Regions from separate parts of the Mus musculus genome. Here all the other regions are linked to region 2. Evidence: chromatin contacts called from ENCODE POLR2A ChIA-PET data. All regions are on one chromosome and are shown on one strand. The core of a region is the stretch at or near the end of the contact, and the rest is flanking DNA. Distances in the headings are between cores, read along the strand shown. Region 1 holds the start of Sipa1 (signal-induced proliferation associated gene 1). Region 2 holds the start of Mus81 (MUS81 structure-specific endonuclease subunit). Region 3 holds the start of Ltbp3 (latent transforming growth factor beta binding protein 3).

Region 1 (3,079 bases), core at 419-2,918, 180 kb before region 2:
GGAGCCAGCCTCAGGGAGCCCCAAAGGAGGCACCCCCAAATCTCAGGTAAGGAGCCTGTGGAAGAAGACGACCCCAGGAGTTCTCAGGTCGGTTTGTCTGCTCATCTGTCTGTCTTCTCTCCCATAGGCCCCTCTAGACCTCAGCCTCAGTCCTGATGTCAGCTCTGAGGCCTCACCTGCCAGAACCACCCAGGACCTTCCTTGCTTGGACAGCAGTATTCCTGAGGGTTGCACACCCTCCGGTGCCCCAGGTGACTGGCCTGTCCCTGCTGAGGAACGCGAGAGCCCGGCTGCCCAGCCCTTGCTGGAGCATCAGTACTGAGGAGTCAGCCTGGCCTCTGCTGGATCGCATCCCGGGACTCAGTAACTCGGACTCTGCTGGACTACAGAACTGATTGGCTTTGGCTCTGGTGTCTGCACCCTGATATCTGGCTACTTCAGTGTCACAACTCAGTGACCTAGACTTCTCTCCCTGATCCGTGGCCTGGATCCCAAACTGAGGCAGCAGCCTCCTAGCCAGGCCCTAAGAGCCAAACCCATGGGCTGGTCCCTCATTGGAGCCCATGGCCAGGACTGACTTTGCCTCTGGGGCCTGCACTGCCCCCAAGGCTGGCCTCCTTAGCCTGGACCTGGGGCCCGATATGTGGCAAGGGTGGGTTCATTCGTTCTTTTGTCATTTTTCTTTCTTTTTTTTTCTGTGCTTCAGAGACACCAAATTAATAACACTATTTTTGATTTTGGTTGGCAGTTTTATTTTCTGTGGGACGAGGTGAGGTTGGTAGAGGTGCCGGAGGCAGGGAGGCTGAAGTCAGAAGAGTGTGAGGGATAAGGGGTCAGACTGCTGGGCTCCAGGCAGACATGAGGTGGGATGGGCTGCCTTCCTCACCTGCCTCTGCCTTTCTTTTTTTTTTTTTTTTTTTAATGGTTTAAGAGCTTTATTATAGAAATGCAGGGGGGAAGAGAAAAGGTAGAGAGAGAGAGTGTGTGGGGACGGGGAAGGCTAGAGAAGAAGAAAGAGAAAGGAGAGAAAAGACAAAGGGAAGAGGAGAAAGAAGTGAGAGGATAAAGGAGAGAGCTGAGCCTCTGCTTTTCAAGCAGTCCTCTATGCCCAGGTGGCTCACACATCCATCAGCCTTGATCTTGATCAAAGACTGCTCAACCTCATTTGTTCCAAGCTTAAAGAAAATAACAGGTGAATAGAAAGGATTCTATTTCGTTTTTGAGACAGGGGCTTACTATGTACTCCCTATGTACATCAGGCTGGCCTTGACCTCAGATCCACCTGCCTCTGCCTTCAGAGTGCTGGATTTAATGGTGTTCGCCATTGCATAAATGGTAGCCTGTGTAGATCAGTTATCTAGCTTGGCCCAGCCCTTAAAGAGTGAAATAGTTTCTGGCCCTAATACCTGCTGTCTGCTGAGCCACAGCAGGACACTAAGTGGCCTCTAGCGCTCCAATTGGTCTGGAAGGCAGGTACATTTGTTCCCATTTCTCGGTGAAGTCACTGACTGGGCTAGGACCGGGAGTTAAAAGAGCAGCTGAAGGCTGGGACAGAGAACTTCAGGCTGTCCGGGGCTGCCTAGGTTCCTGTCGGAGGTCCCCACCCACTGTGCTTCCCGCCTTAGACAGCTCCCGGGTAGTCCCGCCCCTCCACTACGTACCGCCTCCATCCTGGCCCCGCCCCCAGGCGGAGCGGAGGCGCCGGGAGCGGTGTGAGCAGGCAGCGGGACCTTGGTGCGGAAGGCAGCGGTGGCCAGCTTGAGCCCGAGAGGTACTGGCGGGATCAGGGATCGGGAGGCACCAGGTTCGGGCTGGATACCCAACAAAGTAGCCTGGACGTGAACCCTTGTAGTGTGGGGAGGAACGGGACTATTGGCTGCTTTCGCTACACGTACCCCACCCAACCTCCTGCCCCAGTCCAGCCCCGAGTCAGCACGTCCAGTGTTCTGTCTCCTGCTGGCAGCTCCCACTCCCTCCTCTGCATGAGCAGATTCAGAGCTCCACTGAGTGGATTCATTGGTTCTGGACTTTTCTCAGCAATGCTGGCAGCTGCTCCTGCTGCTGAGTGTGTGGGGCTCCCCCTATTCTGGGGCTCCCCTTTTCCCAGTGTGACCTCTTTCCCAGCCTTTGCAATCCTGAGTCTGGCCTGGGAGGAAACATCTGCAGCACTCCCTGGCAACAGAAATAGGGTCACGACCTCCAGATGTGCTGGGAAGCATCCAGCGCCTCCTCCTGGGGCAGCCAGGCCTTCCGGATCTGTGGGGGCGGGGCACCCCCCTTTTCCCCCCTCAGTGACACAGGCTGCAAGGAATGTCCTGGCCTCAATGGACCTTGTGTGAAGATGAGGGGTGGGGGGCAGAGCCCAAGTACACCCCTTAAGGCAGGGCCAGAACAAGAGGGAGCTCCTGGACTGGGCTGCACACATTCCCAGGGCTCCTCCCGGCACTGCGGCCTCAGTCTGTGCCCACAGCTTGGTCTATGGACCTGGGGCCTGCACAGTTCACACACGGACATAGTTGGCTTCACCTTTCAGTTTCCAAGGAGTCTTCAAAGAACTCATGAAGTGCAGCATCAGAGCTTATCCTAGAAGACAGACAGACAGACAGGAAGACCCTGAGGAGGTCTGCTCTTGTTTGGTTCTGGAGACCCAGCTGAGGGGCACCGTGGAGCTGCTCCCTGTCCCCTCCCAGCCTGGCCCCCTTGATGCCACTGGATGATGCAAAAAAAAGTACTAATGGAGGCCTGCCCCTGCCCCAGCTGTTGGCTCCATTCCTAGCTCACGCCGAGGTAGGCTCGGCCTTCTCACACCTTTTGCACCTGCCTAGTGTAGCTTCACCACATTTCCGCACTTAGTAGGTCCCTGGGGCCTTGGGTGTTTCAGCCTTACATCCTGTGAGACCTTGAGCCTCTCCCGTCTCCCCTCACAAGGCTGCCTTACTCCTACGCACACGGGCAGAGTAGGCAGGTGCAGCTCTGACAAGTCCAGAAGCAGCAGTTCTCAACCTGTGTGCTGGGACCCCTTTGAGGGTCGAGCAGTCCTTTCACAGGGGTCACACTTGAGATATTTATCTTCTTCTTC
Region 2 (3,124 bases), core at 625-3,124:
TGAATATAATTCTCTACTTTCTTTATCCCAGAAATTAAGTGGTTTTTTGTTCTTTATGGTTCCTGAAAAAAGATTTTGAATCATCAGCTTGGGATCCTCTCTCACAGAAAAGAGAATCGCCAAGTATAACGGTGTCTTCAAGCCAATAGAAATGCTCCCGTGGAGTAAAATTTCAACAAATAGGATTTTTTAAAAAACAGGAAATGCTAACATAAAAAGTTTGAGAGCTTTGGCGTTGTCTAAAGACGTTTGGCAAATTGTTAGATCAAACGTAATTCATGGGGGAAGGGTGAAGAGTTGTGCACTAAAAATTTCCTTATGGCCGGGCATGGTGGCGCACACCTTTAATCCCAGCACTCGGGAGGCAGAGGCAGGCGGATTTCTGAGTGCGAGGCAAGCCTGGTCTACAAAGTGAGTTCCAGGACAGCCAGGGCTACACAGAGAAACCCTGTCTTGAAAAATCAAAAAACAAAACAAAACAAAACAAAACAAAAAAAAAACTTCTTTATGTTTCTTTTACGATACAGGAAAAGGAATACTTCAATTTAATTCCAGAGTTGATAGGTTTATGATCATTTTAGCACAAAGACTGAAGAGAATCTATATGAAAGCAAAAGTTTAAAATAAACTGGGGTGGGAACTCCAGGAGAATTTCTCTGACCTGAAACAATGACCATGGCCTTAGAAAAAAAGGGCAAAGTCGCAAACAACTCAGAGGCAAAGGAAACCGGGGCCCTTGACCTCCCCAAGCTGAATAAAGGGTGTAAAAGAGGAGCTTCCCCAGGAGCGAGGCAGCACGCAGAGGATGCCGGGGGTTGTAGTCAGGGGATTGTAGTCAGACTGCACCCGTGGGCTACACTGCGGGAGCTCCAGGTGACTGCACCCGTGGGCTACACTGCTGGAGCTCCAGGTGGAGGCCGAAGCTTGACCCCCTTCTCTCCCAAGGGCCCCTCCTAAGGAGAAGGCTGGCTCCACCTTTTTCGAGACTAGCAGTTTCCCAGAGCAACGGGGGGAGGGGCCACGCAGTTACCCTGGAGACGCACTCCTTCCGCCCCTGGTCGCGGGATGCCCTAGATGTCCTTATTAGGGCATAAGCCTCCAGAGGGCGTGCCCAGTCCAAGCGCCAGCTGCAGGCTCCTTATAAGGCTGCTTGAGGAAAGAGGCGGGTGCACAAAAGCTAGACTGAGAAGAGGGTCTGCGAATTGGGCTCCCGACGACTTCCGGAGTGACAGCGTGACAGCTGAAGACCGTGCGTTGTTCCAAACACTGAAGGGACCTCTATGTTCTATTGAGCCCTGTGTCCCTCAGCTTGAGACATCCCTGCCCCAGCAAGGTTCCCACCTTCATCCTCCCTGAGGCTCCTTCACTTTTAATGAGCCACAGAAGCGAAGTGTCTAACTAGCATCCCCGGGATCCAACCATGTGCCCACATTCGAACTCTCCACCTTCTAGGATACACCTCTTATTCCTCCTTGAAAGGGAGGAATTAAATACACATCTTCGCCATTCACCTAGCCTGAGTCTTCTGTGCACAAATATCCCCGACTTGGCACATTTCGAGATCTTTCTGCTTCTGCCTTAGCTTTATTTCATTCCTTGTACCCCTTTAAGATGTCCCTCCCACAAATATTCTTGGACTTGTGTCCGTCCCTCTCCTCCACTTTTCTTAAGCCCTCTTTTTCCCAGCCTCTTCTACGATAGTGAGCCTGAAATAGCCTTATGAGACCTTGAAGCAAGCCAAGTTCAGGTTTCTGAGTGTACCCCCACACCGGCCCTCCCAGTCACAGGGGGCGCTGTCCTCCTTTTTAACAGTCAGTACACAAAAAAAAAGAGTCTGCTCTCGAATTTTTGGGTGAGAGGAAAGGGTGGGTCAAAGCTCCATGGCCTGGGTGGGGCCTGTCCAAAAGGCTGGTGCCGGCGGGCGAATGGGGGCGGTTCTAAGGAAAGGCCGTGCAAACCGAGCTAGCCTCTTACTGCATAGTACATGGCGAAAGGAGGTCATTCCATGAGCTGGTGCCCTGCTAGGTTGGAGAGACCCTACCCTCAAACAAGTGTTCTTATACCAACTGAATTGTCGCGATCCTAGTCTCAGGGGTTTTTTGAGACTCTGAAGGAGCCAGTCTAGTTCTTATGGCGGAGCCGGTCCGCCTGGGCCGGAAGCGTCCGCTGCCCGTTTGCCCCAACCCGCTCTTCGTTCGTTGGCTGACCGAGTGGCGGGACGAGGCAGCCAGCAGGGGGCGCCACACGCGTTTCGTGTTTCAAAAGGTGAGTCCCAGCTGTTTCTGGTGACAGTGCTCTGGCAGAGTCAGGTGATCCGTGAATCCTAGTTTGATAAGCTCTCTTCTCCCTTGTGTTCGCCAGGCATTGCGCTCCCTCCAACGGTACCCGCTACCATTGCGCAGCGGGAAGGAAGCCAAGATACTCCAGCACTTCGGAGACAGGCTCTGCCGCATGCTGGACGAAAAGCTGAAGCAGCACCTAGCATCAGGCGGTGAGCACCTCAGGGAGTTGGTGTCTCCTAAATTTCTTAGGTGCAGGCTGTGTCTACTCTGGCTTCAAATTACCCCCTCACAACGTGGTTGCTGTTCGACCCACGACTAGTGATTGTTGATGCTCCCTAAGCCTCCTGGTTCTCAACGAACAGAGCTAGCCGCCTGAGATTGGTGGCATTGTGAAACAAGTCTGTAACCATTTAGGAGGTGGGGGTAGAAGACTCAGGCGTTCAAGAGCATTCTCAATTTCATAGTGAGTTCGAGGCTAGCCTGGGCTATCTGAGACTATCTCCAAAAAAAAAAAGTGACATGGGTAGGGCATGGTGATTTGTACTTTTAATCCCAACACCCAGAAGAAGCAGGGGCAAGAGAATCTTTGTGAGTTTGAGGTCAGCCAGGGCTTGACGCAGTGAGCCCCTGCTTCCAAACCAAAACCCCAATTCGGGGGAATCCAGCCCCTACTTCTGACCTCTTCTAGTATTGCATGCAAGTGATGCATAGACATACTCACAGGTGAAACACTCATACACATACAAGAAAACACAAAAACGTTTTAAAATATGACACTCAAATTCACACACTGAGCAACTCCATCTAAGCTCCTCCGGGCAGCCAGACTGTGTGCAGGACTA
Region 3 (2,996 bases), core at 445-2,944, 250 kb before region 2:
ATGTCCCCAGCCAGAGCCCCCTGGCCCTCACCCACGCGGAAGCCAGAACCGGTGAGCGTGTCGGTGCTGTGGCCGTTCTCTCCGATGAGCGTCATGTTGGAGCCCTGCTGACAGCTGTCCCGACACTGGCCCTTCAGACAGGTCCGCTTGCAGATCACTGGCGCAAAGACCACCTTGAAGCGTTCGCGGGCCAGCGCCCCGCCCCCGCCTGTGCCCCGCTCGCCGGCCGGCCCACCCTCGGCCCCGCCGCCGGGGCCCAGCAGCGCCAGCAGGAGTAGTGCCAGCAGCCCCAATGCCCCGGCCTGGCGCATCGCAGGGGCCAGGCCGTGGGCAGCCCCTCGGGGCCCGGGCATCCGGGGCCGCACGACCCTCGGAGATTGGAGGTCGAGCCCGAGCAGGGGATCGAGTGTTGGTAGCAGAGGGCAGAGCGGGGCGAGAAGCCAAGGGTAGGGAGGGGACAGCAGGAGCGGCCGGGATCCCCGTTGCGAGGGAGAGCGATGGAAGCTGCACTGAGGGTAGAGCGAAGAAACTTCCCTGGCCGGGAGAAACCCAGCCAGGCCCCGAACTGAGGCCGCAGCGAGGAGGCCGGAGCAAGTGGAGGCGGAGAGGAGGAGCGAGGGGAGAGGAAGGCCGGGCGGCCAGCCCGCTCCGCGCCTCCCCCTGGCCGGGCTCCTCTCCCGCGGCCGCCGGGAAGCAGGGAGCGCGCGGGGAGGACGCAGGGAGAAGTGAGCAGTTGTTTTCCCTGGCTGGAGCGCGCCGGCGGCGAGGGGGGCTGGGACGCTGGCCCGGGGCCAGGGAGACAATTTTTTTTTCTCCTCTCTCTTTTTCCTTCTGGTTCAAGCGTCTTTCGCTGCTGCCCGGAGAAGCGACGATGTGCGGCAGGGAGGGCGCCGGTTGGAGTGGGGGCAGCCCCCTAGGTGCCCGCCCCGCGCAGGAACCGACCTGGGTTCTTTCCAGAAGAATCCTCACCTGGGGACTCCGCCAGATTCCTCCGGGCGGGGTGCAGAGGCCTGTGCACACCTCCCCCGCCCAACTACTTTTCCACCTGGTCAAAATGGGGAAACCGAGGCAGATGGTCCTTGCTTGGAGGATCAGAGGTCTGTTAACTTTTGCCCATTGGCCTTTGTACATGTAGGGGTTCTCGAAGCCCTGAAGTCATGGGTCCTTATTCCTGGTCCTGTCTTCTCTCGAAGGAAAGGATTTAAGCAGGAGAGAGCACCTTCTGGCCAGGGTTTACTGGCCGGGGAGAACCCTGTGGCCTCAAGAAGAAGAGCAGAAAGAACAAAGCTAGAAACCTGGCTTCCCTGCCAATGTTCCCCCCCCCCCCCCCGCTCCTTAGAGGGCTTCCTGGTGCCCACCCTGCCACCTCCCCCCTTCCCCTCGTCTGGCCTGGCTGGCGGCGCTGGCTCTGGGCCTCAGACACTCTGGAATCGCCAAGGTCTGAGCTCAGGGCCTGGCCCCCTTCCCAGGCTAACAGCCGGAGAAGGGAGTGCTACTTGAGTGCTCAGGGGGCTGGGGAGAAGCCCAGCAGGGCCCTGGGGCAGGGGTTGACAGGGGGGTGGGGAAGGGTCTTGAATTTGCTCAAGGCTGTAGAAGAGCTAGACTTACTCACTGGTCTGAAAGGGGAGGCTGTGGTGTCCCGGATCTGGACAATACTGTGAGAACGTGCTAGGAAGCCCCAGGATCCAGTGTCTGACTCAAAAGAACTTAGTAGGGCTAAGGGTGACCAGGGTCAGAACCATGCCAAGTCTGGTTCATGCCAGGCCCTCTCCAGGGGAATCAGGGGGTGGTAATCTGATGGGAAGAGGGGGTTGGGCTCGGCTTTAGGCACACCTTTCCAAAGAGCTAATGGTGGTTTTTTTTGTTTTTTGGTTTTTTTTTTTTTTTTACTTTAAGGCTGAGTTTATTTGGGTAGCTTCGGAGGGACTGAGGGAGGCCATTTGATGAGTTCTGCTTGAATTGCTCAGTAGCTCAGGCGCTGCTCAGTACAGCCTACTGCTGCAATGCTGGCAGGGGGTGACCTCTGTGTCCCAAGAGGATTCCTTGCTGCTAGAATCTAGGAGGACTTGGGAGGGGGGACCCCTCCCCCTGCTCTAGTAACACTGTTGCAACAGTAACACTGAATACTTTCCACCTGGCAGGAGTGGTGCTGAGCGCTCTTACATTCATTTTTTCCTTTGAACTGGTGTAAACCTGACCCTCCCCTGTGCAGAGTAGGCAGAGGCTCACCTTGGAACAAGGCGCTGTCAAACAGTCCAGGCTTGGAATCTCGTGCTCTCCAAGCCTTGGAATTCTTGCCCATGGAATGAGATCTAGTCACCCAACTGTGAAACAAAAGGAGTGGTGGGCTGTGGGGGTCTGGGACAGCTTCCTTCAAACACGCTTTTCCATAGTGAAGGGAAGTAATGAGGGGAGCCTTGGGGCATGCTGGGAAGCCGAGAAAGGTGAAAAGGACTGCAATGAGTCTTGCAGAGTCAAGAGTGAGAAAACAAACAAACAAACAAACTTCCAAACCAAAAAAAAAAAAAAAACCGCTGTCCTTTCCAAGTCAGAGGAAAAGCCAGGCGAGCAACACGGTGGGAAGGGCAGAGGGCAGTGCAGCTGTGGTCTGAGTGGGTATGTAAGTCACTGTGAGGAATTTGGATCAGCGGGCACTGTATCAGGGCCGATGAGGATCTGCCCACCGCACACCTCTTGGAAGGATGTGGCTGTTTGATTTGGGACTGTGGAAAGTCGCGCCATTGTGAAGTAAATGATACAGAGAAGCAGGTGATGTGGTCTCAGGGTTTGGCTTCATCCCCTGGCAGGTGAGAGAAAAAGACAGGAGAGGGACACTATGGAGGTCCCTTTCAAGTCTTCTGAGCAGAGACACCTGAGCCCATGACAGACTGGAACATAGGCTCATTCCTGAGCACACAGGGAATGTTACTCTGTGGGAAAGGTGACTCAGTAGTTCACGAGAAGGGCCCACAGAAACAGGCAAGCTGCCATTCTTG

The links. ChIA-PET counts read pairs that join two places held with the same protein, here RNA polymerase II (POLR2A).
Region 1: POLR2A ChIA-PET joins it to region 2 with 11 read pairs in embryonic stem cell. The contact joins the promoter of Sipa1 here to the promoter of Mus81 in region 2. POLR2A ChIA-PET finds 5 or more read pairs at or near these places in 4 of 5 experiments (Patski and embryonic stem cell).
Region 3: POLR2A ChIA-PET joins it to region 2 with 20 read pairs in Patski. The contact joins the promoter of Ltbp3 here to the promoter of Mus81 in region 2. POLR2A ChIA-PET finds 5 or more read pairs at or near these places in 4 of 5 experiments (Patski and embryonic stem cell).

What each region holds. Positions count from the first base shown.
Region 1 is chr19:5,662,296-5,665,374 of GRCm38, reverse strand. Sipa1 (signal-induced proliferation associated gene 1) reads left to right here and starts at 1,668. Exons shown (of 17, transcript NM_001164480.1): 1 at 1,668-1,771. Pcnx3 (pecanex homolog 3) reads left to right here. Exons shown (of 35, transcript NM_144868.3): 34 at 1-46; 35 at 128-740. The coding sequence ends at 322.
Region 2 is chr19:5,487,129-5,490,252 of GRCm38, reverse strand. It overlaps Mus81 (MUS81 structure-specific endonuclease subunit), which reads left to right and starts at 1,874. Exons shown (of 16, transcript NM_027877.4): 1 at 1,874-2,265; 2 at 2,362-2,491. The coding sequence starts at 2,131.
Region 3 is chr19:5,739,598-5,742,593 of GRCm38, reverse strand. It overlaps Ltbp3 (latent transforming growth factor beta binding protein 3), which reads right to left and starts at 1,694. Exons shown (of 28, transcript NM_008520.3): 1 at 1,609-1,694; 2 at 32-1,259. The coding sequence starts at 353.